Regions from separate parts of the Mus musculus genome. Here all the other regions are linked to region 7. The links are chromatin loops, found by intact Hi-C in ENCODE. Cell type or tissue: left cerebral cortex. All regions are shown on one strand.

The links. A loop is a pair of places that touch in the nucleus more often than their neighbours do. Peaks named below come from ENCODE experiments on the same cell type or tissue, not always from the same donor. Only the 100,000 strongest peaks of a DNase experiment are listed, where the experiment ranks them.
Region 1: it touches region 7 in a loop (3-fold over the local background); 4 of 42 quality-filtered maps call a loop at or near these places.
Region 2: it touches region 7 in a loop (4-fold over the local background); 3 of 42 quality-filtered maps call a loop at or near these places.
Region 3: it touches region 7 in a loop (3-fold over the local background); 2 of 42 quality-filtered maps call a loop at or near these places.
Region 4: it touches region 7 in a loop (2.2-fold over the local background); 2 of 42 quality-filtered maps call a loop at or near these places.
Region 5: it touches region 7 in a loop (5-fold over the local background); 3 of 42 quality-filtered maps call a loop at or near these places.
Region 6: it touches region 7 in a loop (4-fold over the local background); 4 of 42 quality-filtered maps call a loop at or near these places.

What each region holds. Positions count from the first base shown.
Region 1 is chrX:95,060,842-95,064,841 of GRCm38, reverse strand. The region is part of intron 7 of Arhgef9 (CDC42 guanine nucleotide exchange factor (GEF) 9); the gene reads left to right. Among named protein-coding and RNA genes, the nearest start is that of Spin4, 36 kb to the right of the region's middle. In left cerebral cortex, no CTCF peak of the experiment used is centred here; no DNase peak of the experiment used is centred here.
Region 2 is chrX:95,357,155-95,361,154 of GRCm38, reverse strand. No RefSeq gene overlaps it. Among named protein-coding and RNA genes, the nearest start is that of Amer1, 86 kb to the left of the region's middle. In left cerebral cortex, a CTCF peak has its summit at 1,904; a DNase peak (open chromatin) is centred at 1,906.
Region 3 is chrX:95,115,777-95,119,776 of GRCm38, reverse strand. All of the region lies in intron 2 of Arhgef9 (CDC42 guanine nucleotide exchange factor (GEF) 9), which reads left to right. Among named protein-coding and RNA genes, the nearest start is that of Arhgef9, 49 kb to the left of the region's middle. In left cerebral cortex, no CTCF peak of the experiment used is centred here; DNase peaks (open chromatin) are centred at 1,829 and 2,303.
Region 4 is chrX:95,052,915-95,056,914 of GRCm38, reverse strand. Arhgef9 (CDC42 guanine nucleotide exchange factor (GEF) 9) reads left to right here. Exons shown (of 10, transcript NM_001290385.1): 9 at 1,904-1,972. Among named protein-coding and RNA genes, the nearest start is that of Spin4, 28 kb to the right of the region's middle. In left cerebral cortex, no CTCF peak of the experiment used is centred here; no DNase peak of the experiment used is centred here.
Region 5 is chrX:95,342,546-95,346,545 of GRCm38, reverse strand. No RefSeq gene overlaps it. Among named protein-coding and RNA genes, the nearest start is that of Amer1, 100 kb to the left of the region's middle. In left cerebral cortex, no CTCF peak of the experiment used is centred here; a DNase peak (open chromatin) is centred at 2,134.
Region 6 is chrX:95,440,685-95,444,684 of GRCm38, reverse strand. It overlaps Amer1 (APC membrane recruitment 1), which reads left to right. Exons shown (of 2, transcript NM_175179.4): 1 at 1-27. Among named protein-coding and RNA genes, the nearest start is that of Amer1, 2.2 kb to the left of the region's middle. In left cerebral cortex, no CTCF peak of the experiment used is centred here; DNase peaks (open chromatin) are centred at 411, 965 and 2,279; H3K4me3 peaks cover 1,193 bases; H3K27ac peaks cover 684 bases.
Region 7 is chrX:95,174,292-95,178,291 of GRCm38, reverse strand. It overlaps a transcript of Arhgef9 not described here. Among named protein-coding and RNA genes, the nearest start is that of Arhgef9, 9.8 kb to the right of the region's middle. In left cerebral cortex, a CTCF peak has its summit at 2,163 (motif pointing right); a DNase peak (open chromatin) is centred at 2,095; H3K27ac peaks cover 730 bases.

The DNA.
Region 1 (4,000 bases), 110 kb after region 7:
TTGTTGTCTTTCTTCTTATCCTATGTACTGGCCTCTGCTCCTCTATTAGTTTAGTTTTGTAGATGTTTTCTGTTTTCTCCCTGATACCATTATTTTGATGTTTTGGTAATAATTCTCCCTATTTTGAGGTTTTTTTCTCCTTCTCACTATTTACCATGGAACAAAATAGACCTCTTTCTCCCATTATCTACCAATTTTCCTACACCCCTATTATTGTCCTAAGCAATCTTTTCTCTGCATTCACAGTTCTTACCTGTGCCTATTCCGATGTGTCCTATTGTCCCCTATCTTCACTGCACTGTATTTCTGTTGCTTTCACAGGATTCTGAGGAATAAAAACTAAATTACATGTAATGATGCTGGACAGAGGACTTTTGTTCCGAGAAGTTTGTACAGGCAAATAGATGGAACTAGAACCATTCATTTTAAACAGCTCACATACAACAGTAGCAATAAGAGGTGGGGGTAGGGGAGTGGAGGGATGGCTTAGTGGTTAAGAGCACACACTGCTCCGTGGAGAACCTGGCATTCAGTTCCAAACACCAGCATGGTGGCTCACAACTGCCCTTAACCCTAGTTCCAGGGAATTCAATGTTCTTTTCTGGACTCTAAATTCATATGCACTCACATGTTTCCAATACATACATTCAGGTGCACATACATACACAAATAAAGAATTTTCTTTAAGGAATAAAATAGAAATAAGATAGACAAGGGAGTTAAACTGGAAAAGTAGATACTAGACTCTTATTAATCATCTCTTATTAATCAGTCTAACGTTGACCCAGTATTTTTAAATCTATTTTCCTTTTTATTTGTCTGTTGTCTTTATTCATCTAATTTTATCCATTTTCTTCACTGTCTGACTAAACTAGCAATATAATGCATTTCAGAAAGGCTGTATAGGGAACCATGGTAACTACTGGGAAGTAGTGGAGTAATAAGCCAGACTAGTGGGTACCCATTTTTTCTAATTTGTCTGAATTTAAACAAGTTTTCTCTGCTCATAATTATTCCTCATTTGACAAAAATAGGTATCTAAAGAGAATCATGAGCTTTAACTGAGGCTGTATAGATACAGTTGTTCCGTTGCATTTACTAAATGTTAGCAGTTGCTACGATTACAATATACGTCATGTTGCTAATCATTCACTTAGCAATTTTTATTCTAAAGCAATATATAGCATATTTTTAAATGAAAGTTACAGACTTGAGAGCCAGATGTTTTAGACCCAAAGCCTGGCTCCTCTATTTAATCCCAAATTCAGTACGCTCGGTCTATAGTTCATCACTAGATGCAGCTACCTACCTTGTAGTACTTTTGTCAGCAGTGATTAAGTTGACAAATGCAAAGTTGTTAGGATAGCAGTTGGCATAGAGTATATGCTGCTTGTGTCCTCATTGCTACTGTTGTCATTGTTATTTTTATTTTGACTATTAAGCATGTACTGTATATGTTGGAATATAATAGTGGCCAAAACAAGCCTGCCCTTGTCCATGTGCATTCCCCAGGATTTGGATAGAAAACTGCGATGTTCTAGGCCGAGAAAGAGTAGTCAGGACCCCTCTAAAGTAGTAGAGGTAAATACATGAGTCAGGCTATAATCCTGAACTGCTTTATACTCCAGATTGTAGCATCTGTCATTTGTACAAAATGTCCTGTGAAGTCTTGCTAAATCCTAGGATTACCTAGCGGGATCAAGTTGAAATATCTGAGAGCTGTTTGAATTATGTAATGTCAGGGATTAGGGTAGTTCCTTGCTGGAGTCACAGGCTATGGCCAGAAGCTGTACAGTCCTGGAGAAGTACTAACACTTTTTGTCCCCTGCCTTGAACAAACAAAAAAGAGAAATGGAGAAAAGCTGGTATCCTGTTAGAAACAGTAAACTCCACTAAACAGGGAAATTGTGATCCAAATATTATCTGTTTAGGGCATATTATTGCTACACCCCTGTGAAGGCACTCAGACATGTCAGAAGCTTGATACCAACAGTACCACAAGCACCCAGGACTCAGAAAGGCCTTGTTGTCCTGCTATGTTCAGAAGACCCCATAAACTTTCTGTGGATAATCCCTGAGTATTGCAAGTTCAAAGAAGACCCATTACTGAGCACAATCTCAATGAGCAAACAAAACTGAGAGCTATAATTGGTATGATAGTTAAGTGCTAGGTGAATAGAGTTTAAGAGCTGTCACTGTGTTAGAATTTTGACAATGTAGGGGCAGAACAGCTAGAATATATAATCAGAGAAGGTTTCTTTGGGGGGGAGAATATATGACTTTGACCATGCAGGTTAAACAGATTGAAATGAGAGAACTGTTTGGAGAGTAAAGGATACATTATTGTAAGCCCAAGTAAATGTGTGATTTTGAGTGGGTTAGAAAGTACTTTTCCTACCCTGAATATGTGTCAAATTTCTGAAGTTAGTGGCTATGTAAATAGAAGATATTGGATTTTGTCTTTTCTTTGACTCATAGAACTTAACTCTTCATATTTAGCTTGCTTGGATAGTTTAAGCTACAAGAAGCAGTAGGCTTTTGAGATTTATCAGAGCTTGAGGTTTGCCAAAAGGAGTTTGAAGGAGCATAAAAGCTCCAGGCTACATTTACTAGACAAGGCTGGCCTTGTAGCATGGAACAAAATCAACTTTTCTAACTTTAAAGTTGCAATAATTGAGGTTGAGAGAAGCTAAGTGGCTTGCCCAGGCCATACAGTTAATGTGTTAAACATCTAGAACTCACACTTAAATATTTGTATTTTATTCATATTCTTTCACTGGCCTCTGTTATTCATGGCCTATTCTGATTGGTCTTCCTGAGCCAGTAGATTATTCTAGATCATTTATCTCAACACTAATCATATTAAACCATTTATTAGCTACAAATAGAAAAAATGTAATAACACAAGAGTTTTAGCAACACATCACTAATTCCCAATCTTCTGCTAAAGAAATAGGATATGTCTTTGTTCCTTTGTTTCAAATAAACAATAGGATATTCAGATTGTTACTGGCAGTGGATTCCCATGACTGTATACATATTTCCAATTTTAGGAAATGCTGAATGCTTTTGAGACTTAAAATGATCATGAAGCACTAGTTTGATAGAAGAGAGAAGGAAATTTTAGACTAAGGCTAGGAATCGGGAATTCAAGGTTGTTAATATTTTAGGTTGGTAGGTAGCCACTCTTGAAGTATGCTGTCCATATCTGCCTTTCCAGATCTGTATATGTCATTATAGCAACTGCAATGAAGAATTCAAGCATTACACCCACATATTTTCCTATATTATCCCCCTTTTGCCTAGTTACATTATCCTGATACTGCTCAGTTTTTGAGCATGTATCTCACAAAACGCTCCTGAAATTTTGAAATCAGTTAATGGGACCCCTCTGTGCTTGGGGCCAAGACTGACCTTGTACATTTTGGACATAGTCAAAAGAAATAGGCCTAAAAAGTATTAGCCTTCCCTGTTCAACTCATCTCTTCCTCTGCTGTGAGACTGGTGTTGCAAGTATCCAACAGAACTGTCTGAGCTTACTGGCAGGTGTCCCCAATGGATTAGAACCTATATGTATTCTCAGTTTATTTGCATGCATAATAATTATAGCAGTAAAAAGAAGTATATAATGGTTATTGGTTGTAAAAACAGTTAAACAATACCTGTATTTCCATGCCTGAGGATTTGAGATTGACAGAAATATGTTGAGAACCATTCAAAACCAGGTTTACGGTACCTAGCATATACTGTCTCTCCTGTGGCATCCTCATATCTAACCAGAATGCAGTTAGTTAGCCCCTCCAACTGTCATACCACCATGCAAGTGTGCATTTTACCAGATAAATCAGGATTGTAGCATGCGGGGTCTGTAGCTGGGTAAGATTATTAACTCATTTACTACGGTGAGGTTGAGATTTCTCAAATGACACAGCTAGCTGGAATTATTGGAGAAGAGGAAACTTCAGTGGACAATGCAATGGGCAAACCAGTGTGGGCAATG
Region 2 (4,000 bases), 180 kb before region 7:
ATTCATAGAAGCCCTAATACATTTAGACATAAGTTTAATTTAATACAATTTTGATAAAAATTTTATGGGAGTAAAATTTTACATAGCATAACACTTTCCAATGTAGCCATTTTAAGTTTATAGTTTACTTGCATTTATATATATTTATAATGTTGTAAACATGTCACTAAACATTCTTAGAACTATTATATCATTCAAAGTGAAAACTTTACTCCCATAAAATGATTTCCCTTTTACCTTAGACCATAGATTTTGGTAGTATTTTTTAAATTTTTATTATTTCTTTGAGAGTTTGAACTATGTGTTTTGATCATATTCATCCAGCCAATTCTCCCCAAACTTACCAGTCCTTATTTTCAAAAATCCTTCAAGACCAATTTGTGGTACCCAAATATTCTTCCATGTATGGTCTTCTCTAGAAGTGGCTGACTTACAAGTGGCTACACTCTCAGAGAAAACTGTTTATCCTTTCCACAAGCTAAGTGTTGTGAATGGCTCCAGAAGATGCTGTTTTCTTGTCATTTAGACTCTCAAGCTCTTATACTATTTTGCCGGTCTTCTGAAATGATCCCTAAGCCTTGGGCAGATAGGTCACGGTATATAGAGTTCCTTTAGGGTTGGGATTTGTGTTGTGGGCTGTTATTGTCTTTACATTAACAAGTTGTGGCTCTCCTAGTTAATCATTGATCCAGGCGTGTTGAGTAACATGGCTTTAAAAGGCAGTGCTCTGTGGGTTCCCTGGTCTCTTGGGTCAAAACTGGAGTCTGAATTATTCCTCACATCTTAGAACTCATCAGTTCAGGAACTGAGATTGCGTCACTTGCCTTTGTTGTATCACTGAAGGTTTATAGAAATCAACTCTGTCCTAACCACTACTTTGACTTCTTTCATGATAACAAGGCACTTAAGTAGATTATTTAAGTAAGTATTTATCTCTTTGTAACATCTCTGTGAGGTATTTATGATTATTTAGTTTTTTACTAATGATATGACTTTATTTAAAAGTAAATGAACTTCTTAAAACTATTGAGCCATCGGTGTCAGAGGAGAAATATCAACCCACATATGTCCATAGGTTCCAAAAAGCATTTAGTTCCTCTAGAATTAAATTAACTCAGACCTATGTGTATGTGTAAACACCAAATAAATGACACCAAAATTTGTGCCAAAAGAATTTGTGGAGTAGTTAGGATTTTCTAGTCTAAGGTAATTCAAGGAGACATTTTATGAAAGTGGTGTCATTCAGGTATCCTGTATTTATGTAGAATTGTTTTATTATTTATAAAGAACTCTCACATATGACCTTTTGTGATATTTTCACTCTATCTCTATTGGAAGCCTAAAACGTAATATGCCTCAAGGGGAAGTGACTAACCCAAGATCATAAAGTAAATAAATCACCAAGACAGAGTAGTATACAATCTAGGTTTCCTGTCTTCTCGTTCAGTGCTTTCATCATTAAGAAACACTCAAAAGCCGGGTATGGTGGTGTATTCCTGTGAGTTTAGACCCTGGGAGGTAGATACAAGGATATAAAGAGTTTAGGTCTACACTGAAGTACATACTTAGCTCAAGGATATTCTAGAATATGTGAGAATTATATATCAAAAAATAAAATCCCAACCCAACTAAACAAAAACACTTAGAGAAGAACAGGCAGAGTTTGGATTGAGGAGTTAAGAAGAATGAATAACCTGGATAAGAGCTTTAAAGAAGCCTGAAAACCGATGAAGGAATATCTGAGGGGTTGGCTGTAGTGAAAGGTTGAGGAAAAGTATGTCAGGAAGAAATATTAAACTGCCTTTCTTAGGGTCAGTGTGAGGTTTTACATGGAAGCTTAATAGTTTCTAGTGTCAAGTGGAACTTTAGATTCTGTGGCCTGCAGTTCCACAGTTATCCATTGGATAGCACTGCTGGGCTATTTTGAAACTATTGCAGTTAAAGGCTATGTGATAGGAAACTGCTCCAATCCATTCCTCGGACTTTAAGTAGATTATTCAAAGAGTTCCTTCCTTATCCTTGCCTACCTAATAGTCATTTTATTTTTCAGTCGCCCAAGATCTATTGAGCCCATTGAGCTTTTCTTTTCTCACAAGCCTTCCCCCCAAAAGAATAAAGTCACTTTGATGTGCCTCCTCCCTACCCCCATTGTAAGACACTCTTCATCTTTTTCTATACTGTATTTAAAAAATATGCAAACCTTACTCCTTCATTATGATAATTTTGTCATATCTATTCATAAGCCAATGCATCTTTACTTCCAATTACCCCCCCCCCTTTTTTTTTCTTAAAATGCTCAGGCTAGGTATTCTTATTCATGGAGTGAACTCTTTCTTCTACTCAGAAGATGCCCAAATTCATCCCAAGCATATACTTATTTGGGACCAAGCCACCTAAGTACAAAATAAATACAGCCTTTACAAGGATGCTGGGATAAAATGCAATGGAGGAGTTAAATACAAGCCTTTTGTCACTTGAGAAAAAGTAGAAGCAAAACACTGTGTGGGCCTCCTGGCTCTTTTAATATTGACATGGGGACCAGAATTGTAAATGTACTTTTGAAGGAGTAGACTATAGGTAAATCTTGTGGAGGAAGGTAAAAACCCTAAAAAAGACAGTAGAGACACAAAGTAAAGGTTTGAGAATGTTGAACAACTTAGATAATGGAAGTGGGGAATCCTCTGGCAAAATTAAGAGTTCCAGTTCAGCCAGGCTACCTGGATTCACTTTTAACACTCTAACCTCTTAGAAATAAAGCTTTGAATAATTTCTTGAGCATTTCCATGCCTCAATTTTTTTCATTTGTAAAATGGGAGAAAGTCTGAAATATCTGTTCACAGCTCTAAAAATCCACAATGCTTTGAAAAACCCCAATTTAATTTGGTCTTAATATCTGAAGTGGCATGATACTATAAGAGTCTATATTCCATTTAATGTGAATATTTATGTATGTTGCTACAGAAAATTAATGCATTCATTTATAGAACTTCCTGTAGATATTTCAGAACATTTATCATTTCCATCTAAAATTTTGAAAACATTCATTATGAAAAATCAATTCTGGAGTCTGGAGAAATGGTTCAACAGTTAAGAATTCATTCTTACACGGTGCACATAAACTCATGCAGGCACACACATATTCATAAAATAAACAATTTTTTTGAAAAAAACAACAAAACCCCAAATCTAATTTCTGGGGACTGTTTTGTTTTATGTTATTTAATTTTAATTATGATTAAATGAGTAAACATGTAAAATTAATTGAAGCCGTGGTTGGTTAATAAGATCTTTAAAATTCAGCAAGATTTATTTTAATTTTGGGAAGCTTATACAAGACTGCCAATTTAAGGGTTTATATTTTATAGGTAGGTATATAATTAAATTTTTGTAAAGGAAAAAATATATCACTTTAATGAAAGTAATATTAATGGTAGTGTGAGTGATGCTCAGTAAATATGGGGTGGAAGTTGTGGCCAAGTGTTAGGGAACCTTGTTATTAAGGTAGCAGTTCCCCATGACTAGATGGCTTTCTGAGCTCAGCACAAAATGGGGTACTCCCCTTAGCAGGGCTTCCTTGTTGTCTTAAGGTTTTCATTGCCATGAAGAGACACCATGAACAAGGCAACTCTTATAAAGGAGAACACTTAATTGGGGCTGGCTTACAGGTTCAGAGGTTCAGTCCATTATCATCAAGGCAGGAACTGCAGCTTTCAGCAGCCACAGTGACCCTGGAGGAGCTGAAACTTCTACCTCTTGTTCCAAAGGCAGCTCGGAGAAGATTGGCTCCCATGTGCTTGGGAGGAGGGTTTCAAAGCTCACCCTCACAGTGACAGACCTCCTCCAACAAGACCACACTTCCCAAAAGTGCCACTCCCTGGGTTATGCATATTCAAACCACCACACCTGTCTCTGTCTCTGTCTGGAGAGTGTCTTTGTCTGGAGAGTGTTCATAAACATAGTTGGCTGGCCTTGTCTGAAAAGTGACCTTGTACAGAGGCCT
Region 3 (4,000 bases), 59 kb after region 7:
AGAAAACAGATCCATAGTCCTCCCTTCCTTTTCAAAGAGAAGAACATGTAGATACTTGTGGACTGTGCAGAGCCTGGAGTTGTTGGTTTGAAAGCTGCTGCAGACATTTGGGGAATCTGGGTATTGCATATATGTGCCACTCTCCGTCCACCAGTGTTACCTTGCCTTTGCTTCTCCCTGTCACAGAGGATTACCTAACCTTTACTCTAGTATGCAAACCTTGAATTTCTCCTCTTTGCCATCCCAGTTACAGATCTAAAGTGAGGGAATAAAGGCTTCAAGATAGGATGTGACCCATCAAAGATCCTATAGATCATTAGAATTATGTTGAACCACTCTCCAATAGCACTTTGGGTTGATCATTTAGTGTTATTTATATGATAGTACATAATCCTTTACAAATATTTCTGACCCTCTGAATATGCATGGAGATCGAATGTTCATATTTTCTTTTCCTTCTTTATTTAAATGGAGTATGTTATTTGAGAGATGTTAGTTATGTAACCGAGGCTGACCTTAAACTTATGATCCTCCTGTTTCAGTCTTAATATTGCTCAGATTATAGCGATGCGCCAACATATTCTGATCAGAATTTTCTTTTTATAGCATAAAAATCCTCAGTATTACCCATGAACCTTACTTTGGTTCCTACGAGTTGTCTAAGAGAAGCTACAAGTATTGTTATGTGATCATATTCTGTACTGATTCATTATTTGTGACTGCTCATATGCCTAGTTTAAGAAAGTAGATTCTTGAGTAGGTGGGGGAGGGAGCACCCTCATAGAAGCAGGGTAAGGGGGGATGGGATAAGGGGTTTGTAGAGGGGAAACCAGGAAAGGGGATAGCATTTGAAATGTAAATAAATAAAAATTGTACATATAAAAATTAATTGGAAAAATAAATGAATATTTATATATGAAAAAAAGAAAGAAAGTGGGTTCTGGCTTAACTTTTCATTTAGTTGGATTTGGTTCAATTGGATAATGCAATAGGCCTGAATTAGTTGGCCCATGCAGTTTGGCCTTCATACCCTCATAATGCCTTTTGCATTACAAGTATTCATCTTATCTCTAATCTTACACAACTATTGACAGTTAGCTCCCTGCATCTTGATGTCATTGCCTTTCTGGAGTTTCTACTCATGAAATGGGCCTATGTGGCCAAGACCACTGGGTCTAGAGATTATTTTTCTTTGTTGGAATTAGACATTTCTCATTTAATAATATTTGTCTTTGAGCAGGGAGCTTGTGTTTTCTGTGCTTCAATGATATGTAAACTAATGATATTAACAGCACCAATCTGAATCGTTTGTTATGAGAATGAAACTAAATTATGCAAAGGAGGTACTGACAGGAAAGTCTTATCATAGAGGTATCATTCAACAATGGTACTGCTGATATACCAACCTTTTAAAGCTAATGTCAGAAATGTGTTTATTTTCCCTTGTTCATGCCCTCCACTTAAAAATAATTTATCTGCTGTGCAGTGGTGGCACGCGCCTTTAATCCCAGCACTTGGGAGGCAGAGGCAGACGGATTTCTGAGGCCAGCCTGGTCTACAAAATGAGTTCCTGGACAGCCAGGGCTACACAGAGAAACCCTGTCTCGAAAAAAAAAAAAAGAAAAAGAAAAAGAAAAAGAAAAAAGAAAGAAAGAACGTATCTTTGTATGCGAGTGTCTAGAGTTTGAGAGCAGATCTTCCAAGCCTCTCCTATCTTCTGGCTTCTGAGCTTTCAGTTTTTATTCATCATCTGAATAAGTTATTCCATCTGAATCATCTTGCTGCTCCTACATGTATGTTGCTAAGGTTACCTCAGCATACAGAAATTATATTCTTTCTCATTCGGCCACTTACACAAGGACATGGATTACCCAAAGGTCTGAACATGCTGATAATGCCAGGCTTTCAAGTTAATCATAGTAGTATTGCGACTAATGAGCCTGCTGCATCTGTAATTGGGTAGTGTGCTCTTTTTGGTGACTTGATTTTTACAAGGAAACATAATGTTACTGCAGCAGTACCTTAGCACTTAACCCTCATTTGTAAGCAACTAAATTGTAGACAAGTGCAGTACATAGGAGTCTAAGAACAGATTAGATGTATCAGGGAACAGAGCTAAAAATAGCAAACCTATAAATTCTTCCCATTAGTCCAGCCCTTCTATAGTTTTTTGCACAAAAGCTAGCACATAAAATACAGAGGATAGTGTGGGAAGAGATGTGATTCAGCTCAAGTTGGGGTGAGGAAGGATCGTATGACTTGGGTAGCCATTAGAGAATACCATAGCCTATATAAAGAACACCAAAGGGTAAAAATACAAGGAGAGTGTTGCAAGAGAACACTTGACATTAACAAGCCAGATTTGAGATATCTGTAGCATTCTGCAAGATGAGAGTGAGTAAGACCCTAGTGGACCTACCTATGCAAATAGATGGCATAGCCCAAAACACGCCTCACGAGGTTGTTATTATTATCCCTTAGGCTGACACCATCTGCCTCTAGAATTATGAGGTAGCATCTGAGAAAAACTTGTTCTATATAGTCAGTGGAGGGTTTAAGGAAGTATTTTTGTAATTGCTTTCCTACTTTCTTTAAATCTGTCATATTTTAAAAACTATCTTCATAACTACTAGTTTCTAAGCAATTCCTTATACCACTAGCAAGGGCAGATTTGTAGCCCAGGCTAGAGGTAATGATGTCCTATCTCATGACAAGGATTCCTAAGATGAGAATTCAAGGATTCAAAGCCAGTGCTTCACTAAGTCATCATCCAAAGTTGTGTTTTAAGAATTTTTTTTCTGAATCTCAGTCAAAAAGTGCCTATTTTCTAGAAGATGAGTAACTTGGGTTAGATTGATTTTCAGCATAAAAAAATAGATTTCATCATAGCAACAAACAGGGCAGGACTTAGTGTATTCAAATTTGATAGCTTAAATAGAAACCTTCTATATTTTTATATATTTATAGTGTATCTTGGTCATGTTCATCCATGCCTCACTCTCTCTCCAACCTCCACCACACCCTTCATGACATATCTTCTATCTCTCCTAAAGTAGTGTCTTTTTTTATATAACCTCCTAACTCCAGTTAATGGTGCCCAAATGTGCATGTGTGTGGAGTCAGCCAGTGAGGCATAGACAACCTTCAAATGACTCTGCCCACACCGAAGAGAAGTGACTTTCCCTTCTCTTAGCAGTTATCAACTGTTATTGATAGGGCATTGCACGCCCCTCCCCCTCCATCCTGGAATTTTTAATTTTGTTGAGCTTGTGTGTGTAAACAGAGCTGCTATGAGTTCCTGTGTATAACAGGTATGTGGTAAACTCAGGCTAGCCTTTTGCTGAATTCTTCCCATTCTCCAGCTCTTATATCCTCTCCAGCCCCTCTTCTGTGATATCTCCTGAGCCTTGGAGTGTGTGGTGGGAGTGGTAATGTAGATGTCCCATCTGTGGCTGAACATACAGCATTTTGAAGAGTTTGAGTCTCTTCATTAACCACTCCACAATCAGAAGCTTCTATGACCAAGGTTGAAAATAGCACAAATCTATGGATATAATAACAAACATTGTAGAGGATTTTTACAACATGGCCATCTAATAAGCTATTAATCAGTTCTGGCCTACAGCCTATAAATTCTCTAGCCATGAATTTTCACCATGTTTACAGTGCCAGGCACAAATGATTCCCTGTGGAGCATGCTCAAATCCAATTAAGAAAGTGGTTGGTTACCCAATTAAGCTATTTTGCCACTATGGCGTCAGTGTGTGCATCTTGCCTGGAAGATCATTATTGTAGCATGCAACATGCAGCATTGATCAAAACCATCGATCTCCTTTCTTCCCCAGCAGCCTTCATAACACTTTCCACCATTATGAAACCTAGCTATAAGGGAGAAAGTTTCTTGATGTCCTGCAACTGGAGTGTATGTTATTTTCAGCAATAGGATGTTAGCCATTTATTTATGATAGGCAACCAAGGGCAATACAAATAGACTGTTTTG
Region 4 (4,000 bases), 120 kb after region 7:
AATTATATCTGTTAACTATTTGATATATACAGTGCTTTATTAACTCTATTCATCTTACTATGCCACAGAACAAAGAATTTATTCCTCTTATCTGACTATATCATTGAACCTACTGAATGACCTCTCTGAATTCTCTCTACTCCCTCTGCTCCCCACATATATGATGTTAATCTTTAAGATACAAGATTATACAGTGTTTGTCTTTTCTACATCTGACCTATCTTACTTTATGTAATCCTACTATTTTATAAAAAAATGACAGAATTTCATGTTTTTATACAGCTGAATAGTATAGTCTCAGTTTCTGTGTCTGTTCATTGATGGATAATTAGGTTGAACACATATTCTTGACATTATGAATAGAGTTTTCAATAAACCTGGAAATGCAAGTATCTTTTTGAAATACAAATTCAAAAAAACTTTATAGAAAAAGAAAGAAAAAATAAAGAAAAACAAGCATGAGATAGCTACATTTTAGGAGAAAACTCTTAATAACGTATAGTGTGACATTTGTTGCATGAATTCTGTTCATATTGGAAAGTTGATAATATATATCCCATTCCTTCTAAGTTCCTAATGACACAAACTAAAGTTTAATTTTATAGAACTTTCACCCAAAAGAACTAATGAGTGTATTAGGCTTACTTATAGAGCAAGAATTAGGGTTTATGGCCAGATACACAGGTGACCCTAAAGCAGCCAACTGGAAGGTCTGTGCCCACTATGGCTGCATAAATAGATCCTTTTTCTCTAGCCTTTACCAGCCTGTAGCACCTCCTGGAATCCATGAGACCACATATAATTAGGACAGAACTACATCCACCTGGTTAAGAAGACAATCTAGATACCCTTGTGATAATATTTTGCAAGAAGACACAGCTGGACTTATAAAGATGACAGATGTTTAGCTCAGAGGATAGTGCTGTAGAGCAGTATTTATTTTCAGAATTTATAAGAAACTGAAACAACTCAATACAAGACGGCAAGTAACCTAATTAAAATATGAATTAAAGACATGAGTAGATGTTTTTCAAAAGGAGACTTCCAAATGGCCCCCTAGATACATGAAAACGTGATCAGTCTCACTAATCAATGGAAATGAATAAATCAAAACCTTAATGATTCATTCATCCATTTGGAATAACTATTAGCAAAAAAAAAAAATAGCAAATGATCATGGATTGCCATTACAAAAAAACCACCATCCTCTCATCTCCCTTGTTCTCTTCTACCTCTTGTCTGCTTTCAAAGAGCATATATTCTATTACTTTTCCCCTTCCCCAAAACTTCATTTACCCTTCTCCCAGTTCCTTCTCCAATTCATGACTTATGCCCACACACTTGTATTAAAATCTACGCTCCACATATAAGAGAGATCTGCTACACTTGTCTTTCTCAATCTGGGCTACATGATTTAATATAATTTTCTATCAAATGTTTTCTGCAAGTTTTGTACTTTGGTTTTACTTAACTAAGTAAAAGTCCATTGTGCACATATACCATATTTTTGTTGTGTACCCATCATTTTGTGGACAGCTAAACTGTTTCCATTTCCTGCCTATTATGACTAGAGTAGCTATCAGCATGGAGGAGCATGTGCTTCTGTAGTAGGATATGGAGTTCTTTGGGGATGTGCTCAGGAATTTCAATCATATGGTAGTTCTATTTTTAATATTTTCAGAAACCTCCATATTGATTTTCTTAACAACTCTACGAAGTTTTGCTCAGCTGTGAATAAGAGTTCATCTTTCCCTACATCTTTGCCAGCATTTTGTTTGAAGTTTTTTTTTTCCCCCTTTGGATATATTTGTCAGATAGCTTTGGAAGGAAAGGTATACTCGTTTTTTGTGGTGTGTGAAGATACATGGTTTTCGTAACAAAGTTCCCTTTTTGTCTCTTGTAGGCTTTGAGATTTCTGAAAATCAGAAGAGACAGGCTGCAATGACTGTGAGAAAAGCTTCTAAACAGAAAGGTACTTCTGCCTTTACTCCTCCAAACCCACTCACTGTCTGTGTGGGACTGGGAAACCATGGGGTATGTGTTTTCACATTCCTTGGCTCCTTTCTATACTGAGGTTCACTTGAAATAGTTTCCAGCTACCCAGGTATTCTTGATAACAACTAACAAATGCTCTTAGTGTTTTGATTTTTGAGAGTAAGGGATGTGGGGTGGTCATATCTACGTTATTGGCTACATAAACAAAACAAAATTCAAAAAGTATTTTTGTGTTTACTTCAAAATAAGAAAAATTTCTTGAATAATCTAGAGAGAGGCAGGCAATAATGCATGTATATAATTTATTTAATAAACATAAATATATAGGGATTTGTTCTCAGCTTTCTTTCAGTGGTCTAAAAATGCTTACCTAATCAGTAGCCCCAAACCAAAGTGAAGAGCCTCAAATTGAACAAAATAGTCTTTCTCCGAGGCATACATGGAAATGCCTTTGAAAAATTCAAATCCAAATAGAATCAGCTCAAATTTGAAATAGTTTTTCTTTTCTTTTTCATGAATCAGAACAAAACTAAAGTGCTCAGTTGAGCAAAAAGAAGGAGCTCCCTTCCGCTTTCTAGAGTGTCTACGTAGTACCAAGTTTCTTAATTTCTTTCATTTCATCTTTATAGTAACCCAAAGAAAATGGCACTATTAGCCCCTGTTCCAGGTTAAGAAACTGAAAACATTCAAGGTAAAGTGATTTTTCACCTGTCATCTTGATTCTGAGACCACTGCTCTCCCCTCTTCATCTCAGGGTCCTGATGATGGTAATATCTCTTGTTTGAAAAAAAGAGCTCATTTGATTCTCTCATCTCAATTACTGGAAGCTATTTTTTACTGACAGTATTTTTACTGTTCCGAGGAATGGATAATCTTAATAAGACATCACTTTCCTCAGTCCTTGCCTTCTGCTCTTTCATTAGCTCTAGGATTCTGAGTGAATTCTAGAAATAATGAAGGGAAAACTGATAAGATAGCTCTCATGCAAATGTCATTAGTTAAGTAATTGTTCTAGTGTCCCCTTCACATGTTATTTGTAACACCATGGGACATTCATTATCAACCATCTATTTTTCTGAGGGAAGAGTTATCTGGCTGATAAAAAGGCCTTTTCACTTTACTTTGTTTACTTTCTGCTGTCTTGGTTTTCAGAATTTATATATAACTTCTTGGGGTTAAATGCTAATTTCCAATTCATCAACCCAATTGAATTTATCAATACAAACAATGTCAGAATCATAAACATAGCCCCCCATCTTCATAGACTTTAAGGTCAGTTGAAAATCAGATTATTTCTCTAGAATAAATAAAACAATCTTGAAAAAATAAGAATGAAAAAGAAGTACCTAGTTCATCTAATTTCAACACTCATATAGTTCATTAACTGAGGCACTACAGATAGTTTAATAGAAAGAATTCAGAAATAGACCTACATGCATATGTGTGACTTATTTTTGACAAAGACAGAACAATTCAGCAAAGAAAGTGCAATATTTTCAACAAATAGTCTGAATTAGATTTCTATAGACAAATTTGGACCTTGATATAAGCCCAGACCTTTTATAATAATTAAGTAGGAATCTATTGTGAAATTAAATACGAAACTATAGCGCCCTAAGAAAAAGTATTCTAAAAATCTTTAGAGTTGGTATATTTGATATCAAAAGCTTGAAAGAGAAAATGAAAAATAGACTTTAAAGCAGGAGTTCTTCCATGCTGTCCCTGTATTATTTGTTAGCATCTAATACCCTCATATTTCTAGCATTTGCCACCTTTCAAAAATGGCTACAGAACTGGAGGCTTCTTCCTATGAAAGTACCAATGGCCCGTGATGGCTTAGCATTAAAACTACTGCCAGGGTAGTTGGATTCCTTGAATCCTCCATTAATATAAAAAGATCTATAACCTCAGTATCATTGAAAGGTCACAGATTCCATTTCCCTTTTCTCTATGAAACATGTCTTATGGTGATGAATTTCCTTTCTGTTTCAACTACTAATGTCAA
Region 5 (4,000 bases), 170 kb before region 7:
TATGTGTTTCTGTGTTCAGGCCCAGAGGGTTAAGCCACAAGAGTGAAGTTGGGATTCCACTGAAGACTCCAAGATTTTGGAGATGGCAGAACCATAGGATACTTGCCAAGAAGAGCAGCATATACACAGTGGAAATAGCTCAAAAGAAATAAGTGTTTTGCAATTGCCAAAGCCAAAAGAGAGGAGCTATCTAAGCCCTTTGACATCAGATATGTAGCTATAGCATTTAGAGTTAACACTGCTGCTGGGTTTTAGTCTTTCTTTGGTCTAATAGTTCCTCACTATGTTCCCAGTGTAGGGGAATTGAGAGGAGGGAGGCTGGGGTGGGTGGGTGGGTGGGTAGAGGAACACCCTCATAGAAGCAGGGGGAGGAGGGATGGGATAGGATGTTTCCGGAAGGGGGGAACTGGGAAAGGGGATAACATTTGAAATGTAAATAAAGAAAATATCCAATAAATAAATAAATAAACAAAAATGGTGTTGAGACTGAAAAACCATGGGGACTTTTGAAGTTGAGCTAAATACATTTGAATATGTCTATGAGCCTATGAGAGACAGAGAGAAGACTGTGGTGATATGAATAAAAATGGCCCACGTAGACTCAAACATTTAAATGTCCGGTCCAGAGTTAGTTGAACTGTTTGAAAAGGATTAGAAGGTATGGCCTTACTGGAGAAGGTGTGTCACTTGGAGATGTCTTTGAGGCTTCAAAAGCCCATGCTATTCCTTCTTCCCCCCTCTCTCTGTCTGTCTCTCCCACCCTCCCTCCCTTCTCTCCCTCCTCCCTTCCCTTTCTGCTCCCCTCATTCTTATGGGTCACATATAAGAGCTCAGCTATTGCTTCAGTGCTGTGCCCTACCTACTTGCCTGTTGCCATGCTACCTTCTAAGATGGTCATGGACCACACTCTTCAGCTTTAAGTTCCCATTAACTTTTTTCTTCTATAAATTGCCATGGTCATAGTGTTTTTTCACAGAATTAGAAAACTAAGGCTCCACCCAGCAGCTGATTCAGACAGATACAGACACCCACAGCCAAACAGTGGATGAAGCTTGGAGGAAAGATCGAAGGCTCCAAATGGGATAGAAACTCCACAGGAAAACCAACAGAGTCAACTAACCCTGACCCTTGGGGCTCTCAGAGTCGGAACTACCAACCAAAGAAAATACATGGGTTGGAGCTAGGCCTCACCACACATATGTAGCAGATGTGCAGCTTGGTCTTCATGTGGGTCCTGGACAGCTGGAACAAAGGTTATCCCAAAAGCTGTTGCCTATATGTAGGATATGTACTTCTATCTGGGCTACCTTGTCTGGCCTCAGTGGGAGAGGAAGCACCTAGCCTCAGAGAGACTTGAAGTCCTAGGGAAGAGGGATATCCAGGGAGCCCCACTCACTCAATCACGAAAGGGAGAGGAGGGTGGGGGGAAGGATTGTGGGAGGGGGTGACCAAGAGGGGGGCAGTGAGCAGGATGTAAAGTGAGTAAGTAAAAAAATAATAAAATTAAATTTAAAAAGAAAAGAAACTAAGATACTTTTCTTCCCTAAACTCACCTGTACCCCCATTTCTCTGTACTTAGTATGTTCTAAGACTCATATGCTCCAGTTCCTACTTTCTATCCTACACTTATATATATACAATGTGCTATCCTCAAAACAACCTATCCCATAGTTTCAACATCCTGTGATGTCATCACATTCCTATCTCTTTTGTGTCTTACTTAGACCTATAACTATATGTTATAGGTCTTCCTTTAGAGACCACTGACCACAGATAGACTCAGGGATTAGAAAAGTTTCATTTATATCATTTAAAATCCAGAAACATTGCATTCAACTCCTTAATTATTTTGCAGCATTTCAGAAGGTGTACTTCCAGACTCAGCCATTTGTCAGGCTCTTTTCATTTACAATTCATACCACAGTTAGAAGGAATAGCAGGTACCTGGGCCTTTTGCACATTCCAGCTCATCTTGAATCCTTTTTACAGCGTAATTTCTATGAATGTTGATTTTGCTTATAATTTTGTAAAATTATTTTCCAAATTTTATAAAAGTTTTGGGAACCCTGGTCCCACTTTTCCATGGTCTAAAGATTCTCTCAATCTCGAAGTCTTTGTCACTGCCTGGGACATACTCCTTCGCCCATCTCTTCTTTTAGGTACATTTATGTGGAACATATGGCCTGCTTTGGCTCAGTATATTAAGTTCTTCTTAGTATTATAGGAAGAGAAGAACCAAAGAAATTACTCATTTGGATCTTCTGTAACAGTTCCCTCAGAAATGAGAGATAGTGAAGGCATAAAGCAAAGCATAATGAAGACAGGATAGTAGTCACTCTCTGTCAGAACTACAAGGGGTTTAAAAGTTTGAGGGATTTTCTTATTGTATGCATGAGGTAATATGTGCAGAAAGAGATTGAGATCTGTCCAAGATCAGACATCAGTTCATAGAATAGTTGTAACTAAAAACTTCTCTTGACTTTACTACCATGTCCAAATGCTATTTTACTTTCTCAACCAGAATCTTAGGTATTCAGAAACAAAGTGTTATTTACACCCAAACTTACCTTCAGTAACATTAATGCAGGTGTTGATTATTAAATAAGCCATATTTTTAAATCAGCTGCCTAGATACAATTGTATCATGCTCTGGAAAATCAAGTGGGATAGGAGGATCTAATGCAACAAAACTTGTCTGTTGTTTTTCTCTCTTTTAGGAAGAGACTGAACCCCTGAAAGTTTTGAGTCTTTTGAAAGTATTAGATACCATCAGCCTCTGATTGTTTGAAGCAGATAAAACCCCCTCAGGGTAAGGATCAGATGAGATAGTGTTAGTATACCCTATCCTGGATGGGGTGGGGGGATGATTTATGTTTATTTATAGACCAAGTGTGGGAAAACATACTCCTGCGATTGGTGCATGTCTTACCACACCTTTGCAGCCACTCTCACCTTTAGGATATAAGTGGATCCCACATCACGGCTCTGTATTTTGAGGTCCAAACCGGATACTTGGGTTAAATATATCTCTGAAAAGAAAGGTGACATCAGGACCCCAAATGGGAAGCCAGTTGTCATTTAGTTCCTTTTATATCTCTGACCCAGCTGATAACAGGCTCTAAGAACCACATCCAAATCATGGTTAGTATCTGATTTACCTCCAACTTGCTCAGGCCTGAGGCTTTCACTTCATTTTGTACTAGTCAGTTGCTGCCTTTATATCATAGTTCACATGTACTCTTACCAAGCTCTTTCTTGGTTTCTATTCTAGAGGTTTCTAGCACAAGCCAGTATAGTGGAAAGAATTTGCTTTAGAGTTGGACACACCAAACTCCACATTTTTGCTCGGCTACCTTGAGCAATTTGTAGAACATGTGTAATCTTCCATTTTCCATCTGGGAAATGGGATGCTGGATAACATTTGTCACTCAGGATTATTGTGAAGATTTAGTAAAATCAAATTTAAGAATAGTCCCATCCCAGTTCCTAGCATACATGAATGCCCACTAGTCAATAAGTTCCTTCTTATTTCCATGTCACTCTACCAATTCTGTATGTCTCTCATTCACTTGGGCTCTCACTTGCTCAGTCAACAAATGGTTATTGACATAAATAGGAAAGCCAGTGGATTTTGTTTCCTGACAACCCAATGTGATAAAGTGGCATCTCTCTTAAAGTCAAACACACTTGAATTAAAATGTTGGCTCGGCTACTTAATATTTGTCAGATTTAGAATAAATAATAAATTTACCCTTTTGAGCATCAGTTTTTGTATCTGAATTTTTGGGAGTAATAATTTGGATTTCATGGGTAGAAGGCTCAAAATGTTTAATGACTATACAAGTGCCTATAACTAATGTGAAATGATAATAATGGAAATAACAATAAACTAGTTGAATTGGAAATATGTCTTCTAAGACTGTTACATGATGAATAATCTGTAAATTTGTCAATATGAGAATGCCAATGTGAGAATTCCAAATTCATTTTCCAAATAAAG
Region 6 (4,000 bases), 270 kb before region 7:
ACAGCGCTGGGAGCTGGACCTGGCAGGGTAAGCATTGCACACAGCTAAGAGCCATCCTGCTGAAGGTCTAGTGCATCCCCGCGTGCTCCGCTCTGGTCTCCTGGACTAGGGTTTCCAGAGCCTGGCTGATCGGAGTCCCAGCCTCTTGCTGGTCTTTCTTTGAACTCGCTTTGCGTACTGTCCAGCGAAGGGCCCAGCGGCCGTTAGTCTTTAGGGTCCGGGCGACCGTGGCTGGGGGGTGGGGTGGGAGGGCCGGAAGGCGGGCGGACTATCCTGGGCTACGCCTCTAGGTTGTAATGGGAGGCTGGGATGGGCCCACACGTGCTGTTGCGTGGTTCCGGGAAGGGCGCCGCTAGCCAGCACCCGGAGAACGCATTTGCAGGCCGGGAACTCCTTATCTTTGTTTGTAGTATATTTTCTGGAACAGCTGTTAGGCCGGTGCTGCTCACCCGCGAGGCCTTGCTGTGGCCCCTCCCCTCTGCGGTGCATCTCCTATGTCTCTCCTCTGCAGAGGAAGCTGGCGCGCTCGCTTATGGCCAGACTGAGACTGGCTTTAGGGTGGATTAAGATATCCACAGTCTGTTCCTCCTCAAGGGAGCACAGTTGGGTTTCTGAACTTCCCACTTATCCTGGAACCTTGGTCCTATGGTCCCAACCAGCCGCACCCCCTCCTGGGCCTCCAGTCTGTCGTTTGGCTCCCACCCCCATTGCAGGCGGGCTGGACCAGGAGCTCTTACTGGCCCTTGGGTTAGAGCTGCAAGGCCGCTTTGTTGCCGCCCCCACCCCCTACGCGCCTCTTTTCCCTTGTAGGGCATAGGGCGCGTTTTTTTTTCTTTTTCTCTCCAGCCTTTGGTTTAAAATAGCAATAGGCACAATATTGTGGGGGGATTTCCCTGCTAGAGGCGGAGGGGGCCGTCGTTGTAGTAAAGAACACACAGTATATATAAGGCAGACAAATCCTACAACTTCTCAGTTACTTAAAATACCCAGCCTGCCAGACTGCTGTCATTGTCTGCTGCAGACACCTCTGACACTGGTGACCGCCCAAAGGCGTGATTTCTCCTGAGCTCCCCTTTGAGGGGCTAAGCTTGCCAGATGAGCCATGGGAGGCAAAGGCGGCAGCGGGACTAATACAGCAGGACCATCCTCCCTGTCGCTGGACTCGCCTTGAGAGAAGTGTAGACAGCCCTGTTCGCATATGTCTTCTGCGTCTCTGGCTGGCCTGCCTCAGCAACACTGGTATGGACTGGTCTCCGGGCACTGCATTGTTGGACTTTCTGTCCTACCATTGGAGATTCCAACAAAGCCCATTCCTTCGAGTGCCCTACTCTGTGCACCACTCTGGACTATTAAGGCATTCCTGAAGAATAAGAGAGGGGATTTGACTAAGGGACTGTGCAGGCTGGACAGCTTTATAGTGGGGCATTGAGACCCAGTAAATAAATCTCTTACTTTGTAACGTTAACATGGGATATCTATCTATCTATCTATCTATCTATCTATCTATCTATCTATCTATAGATATAGCTATATAGACACACACACATACACCCAAGCTAGGATTGGGGATACCACATTATTTTCACCCCTACCTAATTGACCAGACCTCAACACATCTTTGCAGCTGGTCTTTTATTTCCAGCATCTGACTCTGCCCTGCTTTGACTTCAGTCCAGCACCTTTCCCACACTCAAACACTCTCATCCTACACTTGTCCAAGTCCCTCCCTTTCAGGCCTCAGTTCTCAACCAACTTTCTCTTTGGGGCATTTCAGGCTGCTTCTAGATGAGCAGACCTCTTGGAACTCCTGTACAGTTAAGTTTCACTGACTCTGCTTTGTTTCCCTTATATAGGTATTTAGGTTCTCTCAGAACCCTCATAGGGGTAAATAAAGCCTAGGCCTCAGCTACAACCCTCTAGGATCCTAGATTTATAAAGCAATTAATGAGTGAATGTTCCAGAAGGACTTTCTGTCTTTGTAGAACTTTAGAAAAGACCTTTATCCTCCCAACTTGTGTTTGCCTTAATCCATGAAACATAAAGTAAACGTGCCTAAGGCTCAGATATGGATATAATATACCTAGTGTGGGTGGAAAGAGGGATTGGGTTGCTACTACATTCAAAAAGAAAGTCATAATTAGTTCCCTCTATTATCAGGGTCTGGACTGCTCAAACCCTGGAGCTCTGCATACTTTTGGTTGCTGATTCATGAGCCTACAGGCAAAGTGCCATGGAGAGATCTCTCTCTCTGCATTTAGAAAGCAGCTGGGAAGTACAGGAGTTTGGTAGAGAAAGAATAGACAGAATGAGAAATGAAAGGGAGTGCCTGGCAGGCAGGGTGAGTGGTGGAGGTGGCATAACTCAGAGGTGCAAAAGAGTTTAGGACCCAGTGGTGGGAACTGCCAAACATCAAGCCTTGAAATGGTGATCTAATCTTTTTAGGCGAAGATCTTTAGATCATTGAACAAAGGCTGGTCAGGGTCAGGGGTTGGGGGTGGTGGATGCACCTTCGAACCAGCGATAAGAATGGAAGGGTGTTTGATTGTTTGGGGGTATTTGTATTGGGGTAATTTGGGGTTTTGTTATTATTTTGAAACAGGATTTCACTAGGTAGTCCCAGCTGTTCTGGAATTTGCTTTGTAAGCCAGTGCCTTTGAATTCATCGATATTTGCCTGTGTTGAATGCTAGGATTAAAGGGGTGTACCACCACCAGCCCAATAATAGAGTTTTTGAAAGGGTTTTTAAATGGGGTCTTAGAGATTGAAAGCATCCTACAAGTTAGGTAGGTAACAGGTTACCTCTAAAGTTCTAAGTAGAGGTGTGGGGAGGGGCATGCTATCACAAGAGGGAAATTTCACACTGTAAGATTCCTTTTGGCATTTCATAGGTTGGGGAGGAGCACCTGGGCCTAAATACTTATTTGCTAAAAGCTAGAGAAATATCCTTCAGGCCTCTTTTTACCCCCCACATCTCTCAGCTACACAGGTTTTTGTGTGGACTAGCAGTTAAGCCCCCTATGGTCATAGATGTGGCCTAGAAAGCAAGCAAGACACAGCAATTTGAGGAGATACAGCCTATTGCTCTTTTGTGGTAGTCCTTTATGTTGTGCCCAAGGTCTCCAGGAAGCACCACTCAGTCAGTGCACATTTGATGAACTACTACTCCCTCCTCCCACTAGCCTAGTCCTTAAAAGTGAAAGCTGCCTGGGTTTATGTGGCAGTTGCATTCTGGGAACACTTTTTTTTTTCCTCTCAGTCAAGAGATTAAGGCTTGCAGCCTGCTGGGGGCTGGAAGTATCTGGAGAAGGGAAGTATTTGGGAAAAGTTGGCACCTCAAGAACTGTAATATTTGCACTCAGTGTATGGAAGAAATACCCCTGCTTCACTAGTCCAAAGAAATAAGGAAAACAGCAGCAGGCTTATCTTCTCATGAGTTTACTTGTAGAACCTTTGCTGTCTAGGGGTCCTGATCAGCTTTGTTTTCTCTGCCTGTTAAATAATTTAAAGGCAGGAAAAATCTTGAACATGCAGCTAGCAGTGGGAAAATTCTGGAACACAGCACAGAGGAGCAAACAGCAACACAGTGCTTGTAAAGAAATGCTTGTATGACATGTATGAAACATACACAGAGATACACACAGCAAGCATGCACAGGGGAAGACCCATCACAAGATAGAGGGGTACTCAGGGAGCCAGAGCTCAGAGGCTCCTTAGGGGCTTCGTTTTATTTATTTGGCTTTTCTTTTTGTTGTTGTTGTTGTTGTTGTTGTGTTTTGGTTTTTTTTTTTGTTTTTTTTTTTTTCTTGGTAAGTTTCTGAAGGGTCTTCCTTCACTAATTTAGGATTGGTCAGTTTGAAGAAAGGCCAGATGGCTGATTGACCCAAAACTGTTGTGTAAACATGTCCTGATCTGGCCTTAAACTTGTTGAGCCAGTCCATCAGCAAGAGGCCTTCTACCTGGAGAAAAAGCCTGCAAGGCTTTTGTTTTAAGCTGCCAGGCT
Region 7 (4,000 bases):
TTGCCTGTTCTTTGTCCATTAGTGGTAACCTCATTCTGAAAGCTGTAGGCGGGAGTGGAGAACCTTGAGCAACTGGAATCTTCATTTAGCACAAAGCCCTAACTGAATAGATTTCATTCTATAGAGCATGCTTAAATCCATTGTGTCATTATCTTTTTGGCAGGTATTATTTGGGTCCTCTATTTATAGAAGGAAATTGAAGCTCAGAGAATATATTATTTGCCAGGAGTTGAGGGCAGAGATTGTATTCAGATCCTTAAATAGTATTATTTACTAGGATTTGCTACAGTTTTATATGTCAGAAATTTCTTTTAAGTGTTTTACATCACATGCATACCATCACTAAACCCTGACAAACAACCACAATAATGCCCCTGATTTGCAGGTGAGACATAAGAGTGGTGCTTGCTTAGAATGAAGCACAGAAAGAATACTAAGATAGTATACAATTCTAATTAAAAGACAAACAAAATACAAACCAAGGACACTAAGTAGCTTGCTTAAAGGTCATATAATTAGCCACAAATAGAGGTAAGGTTGACTCTCAGATGATTGGCTCCAGAGATCAATGCTGGGTTTTTACCTGCTAAGCTCTCCATCTTCCTCTTTGAGACAAACTCTCTCACTGAACGTGGAGATGAACCATTCGTGAATACTAGTTGGTAAACAAACTTCATGGGTCCTTCTGACTCTGCCTTGCCAGTGAAAGGTTTTCAGATACACGCTACTGCAGATATCTTTATATGCATGCTGGGGAATTGAACTGTGGTCCTTAGTCCTTGATATAAGTACTTTACCAACTGATATCTCCTAAGCCATAAAGTTTGTATTCTTAACCATTAATATATACCACTTCTAAGTCTAGGGTTTCTTCCTAGCTTGACTAAGTGAATCATTGAGCTAGATAAACAGACAGAGTGCTATGCTAGGAAGAGACATGAGGAGGCTACTCAGCAAATTTAACATTTTTTCTTATTTAACTTTTGAATAAATAATATTTGCATGGTCAAACAAAATCAATCTATAAGAATGAGTAAGTTGGTATTGTTTCTCCACCTACTATAGGGTAGGTCCATAGGGTAGGCCAATAGCTTTATAGCTTTTTATGTATCTCTTCAGAATTTTGAAATGTAGATATAATCAGAGTAAGCATATGCCTCCTCTTTTTTATCCAAAAGATCATTTATCACACATACTATTCTGTATCATGCTGCTTTAACATACTAAAATTGTATGAACTCTTCTTGTCAGTCTACAGAGAGCTTCAGAAGTGTGACCTGGGGGCTCATGGATCTCTATAAACTACTATCTTGCAAATGTCTTTTTACCAGGCTTTGGTGGTATCCAGCCTTCTCCTGACAGTTTCACTCAAGATATCACTGCAAAATTGTCTCCGGCTTCACTGAGCTATGTAAATTTTCAAACCCAGGTCCTGAAAAATTCTCCAGCTGAAATAAGTTTCCTCCTCATAACCCAATTTCAGCTTACTTATATAATATGCCTATCTAATCACTTATATATACAATTATTTTTTTTAAATTGTATTAATTCTTTGAGAATTTCATACAACTTATGTTGATCATCTTCACCCCAACTCTTCCTCTTTTATGTAATTCTTGTTTAGTATTTCTTACAAGGAAAATTCTAAAGTTAATGTGATGATGAGTGTTTAGTGTCCTGAATGTCCATCCAGTGACCTAGAGTTGAAATGAAGCTTGCAAATAAAACTCAGGCGTGAAAATTAGAGTGGTAGCTCTCCAAATGAGTCATGGGAACCAGGAAAGTAACTATTTAGGAGCTTAGGCTCCAAAACTAAACACTGGGTCATAATACTAACAAACACATTCATAGTCTGTCTCGATCTTGAATTGATGCAAATATGGTTTTAACTACCCCAGAAAGATAATAACCCTAAGGGGAACCATTGCCCTTCCTCTGCACAGCCTTTTGGATCTTTCCTATTCTTTCCTAGCAAGTCTTCTCTGTACCCTGAGTAGAGACAGATGGCCTGGCCTACAAGCTTGTTTGAAATAGAACTGAAATTGTCCAAAAATAAATGTGAAATAGGATTGAAATAGATCTAAGCAAAGGAACAGGAGGAAATTGCAGTTCTTCTGTATTTATTCACATGCTTATTCATGCCTGTTGGCCACAGGAGGGCGGTATAGGAAGCATTTCCTGAAAAAAGACCTCCCGGTGGCCACCAGGGAACAGAAATCGGAAGGGGTACTTCAATTCTTAGCCAGTAGGCTGGATCTTTTAGTTCCTTGTGGAGTTCTTACTATCCAAGGCCCTTAAAGGGGCTGGGCTTAGCTGTGCAGCCAAGGTTGGTATTCACAGGCTGCAGCTGATGCTTTCTTTCTATGATGAGTATCTTCTATATCCTACTTTGAGTCAAGAGTCCTGAACTTTGTCCTTTATCCATTTAGGCATGGGTTCATTTGGTTATGCAGGCATTAGACATGTTATTGTTGTGTGCTAAACACTGTTTTAGGAGCCTAGAGTAGAGCAGTTAAGAAAAATAGTCTCTGCTTCCACAGAGCTTCCATTCTATAAAAGGGAAACAATAAATCTATAAGCAAAGAATTGTGTAATAGTGCAGGTCACGACAAAATTTTTAGGAGAAAAGTAAGCTAAAGGGTTAGTTAGGAAGTGACATACGGTGTTAGAGAATGTGGTCAGGGTAGAGCAGTTTTGAGGAGGTGAGAGAGCTAAACTTGTACCTATCCAGGAGAAAAGGATTCATAGACAGTCTGATTCACTATCCTTCTTTGATTCCTCTCTAAAAGTCTACCCACTATGGTCTAATTATAGGCAATCTACTTATTTAACTACAGCTAGTAATTCATCATCTAATGTCCAGGGAACCACCTCAGGACCAAGTCCAGCCTGTTCCACCTTCAGCCAAATTGTTGAGGATTTAAAACAATCAGTGCTTTATTTTAAGCTACAACTGAAAAGGAGCTTTTTGAAAAATAAGGACATGAAGAGACTTGTCTAAAGTTACAAACCTACCAAGAAACAGAGATTGAACTTGTATGTGAAAGTTTCACTTTTTTTTAATCTACATTTTCCTATAAGTTACTCAAGGCATTGTGGATATGCCTTTGAACATCAACTGTTTGGTGAGTTCTTTCTAATGAAGAATAAACAGATAAGTGTTTAAAATAAGAATGATGATAGACCTACTCTGTTCCCCATTTTCACTTCCAGCTTGATACTTGAATACATGGTCTGAAGGATATAGAGTGAAAGGCTGGTCATGTTAAGGGCTAGAGATATGGTTTGGTGATTTAGAGCACTGTTGTTCTTGCAAATGACTGAAGTTAGGTTCCCAGCACCTACCCTGAGTGGCTCACATTCCCCTATAAATTGAAGCTCCAAGGGATCTGATATCATCTGGCCTCTGCAGGTACCTGGACACAAGTCAGCATACACACATATAGACAAATATGCACATAGATAATAATTAAAACATAATAAAGAAAATGTTATGTTTATCTTTCTGGAAAGTGTTGTGTAGGGGAAAGTATTTAGGAGGGATTTGAGTTTGACACCCTCATGGATTACTTACAACACTTGAGAGAGCCATTGCTCTGAAATGGAGAAAAAGTGTAAGCTTTGAAAACAAATTTCAGAAAAAAAAAAAGAAAACAAATTTCAGTCCTCCTATTTCTATATCCTACATATATGGTTGTGGCCAGATGATGCAAACACTTAGCTGTAATTTCTCCCTCTTTAAAGTAATGATAATAATTTCATCTTCTAAGAATAATGGGAATAGTTCAATAAAAATACATTTTAGCCCAGTACCATGGGTGCCCAGCACGTGCCCCACTACTGCTTCACATATATTATAGAGAAGATTTCTATCTATCTAGGAACATTGGAAAGAAACAATTGATTATTCCTTCATTCTACAATTCACACTCTAATCATTAACAACTTCATTAATTATCTGACTTTGTTTGGAACACTTAACATATAGCATTGAAATTAT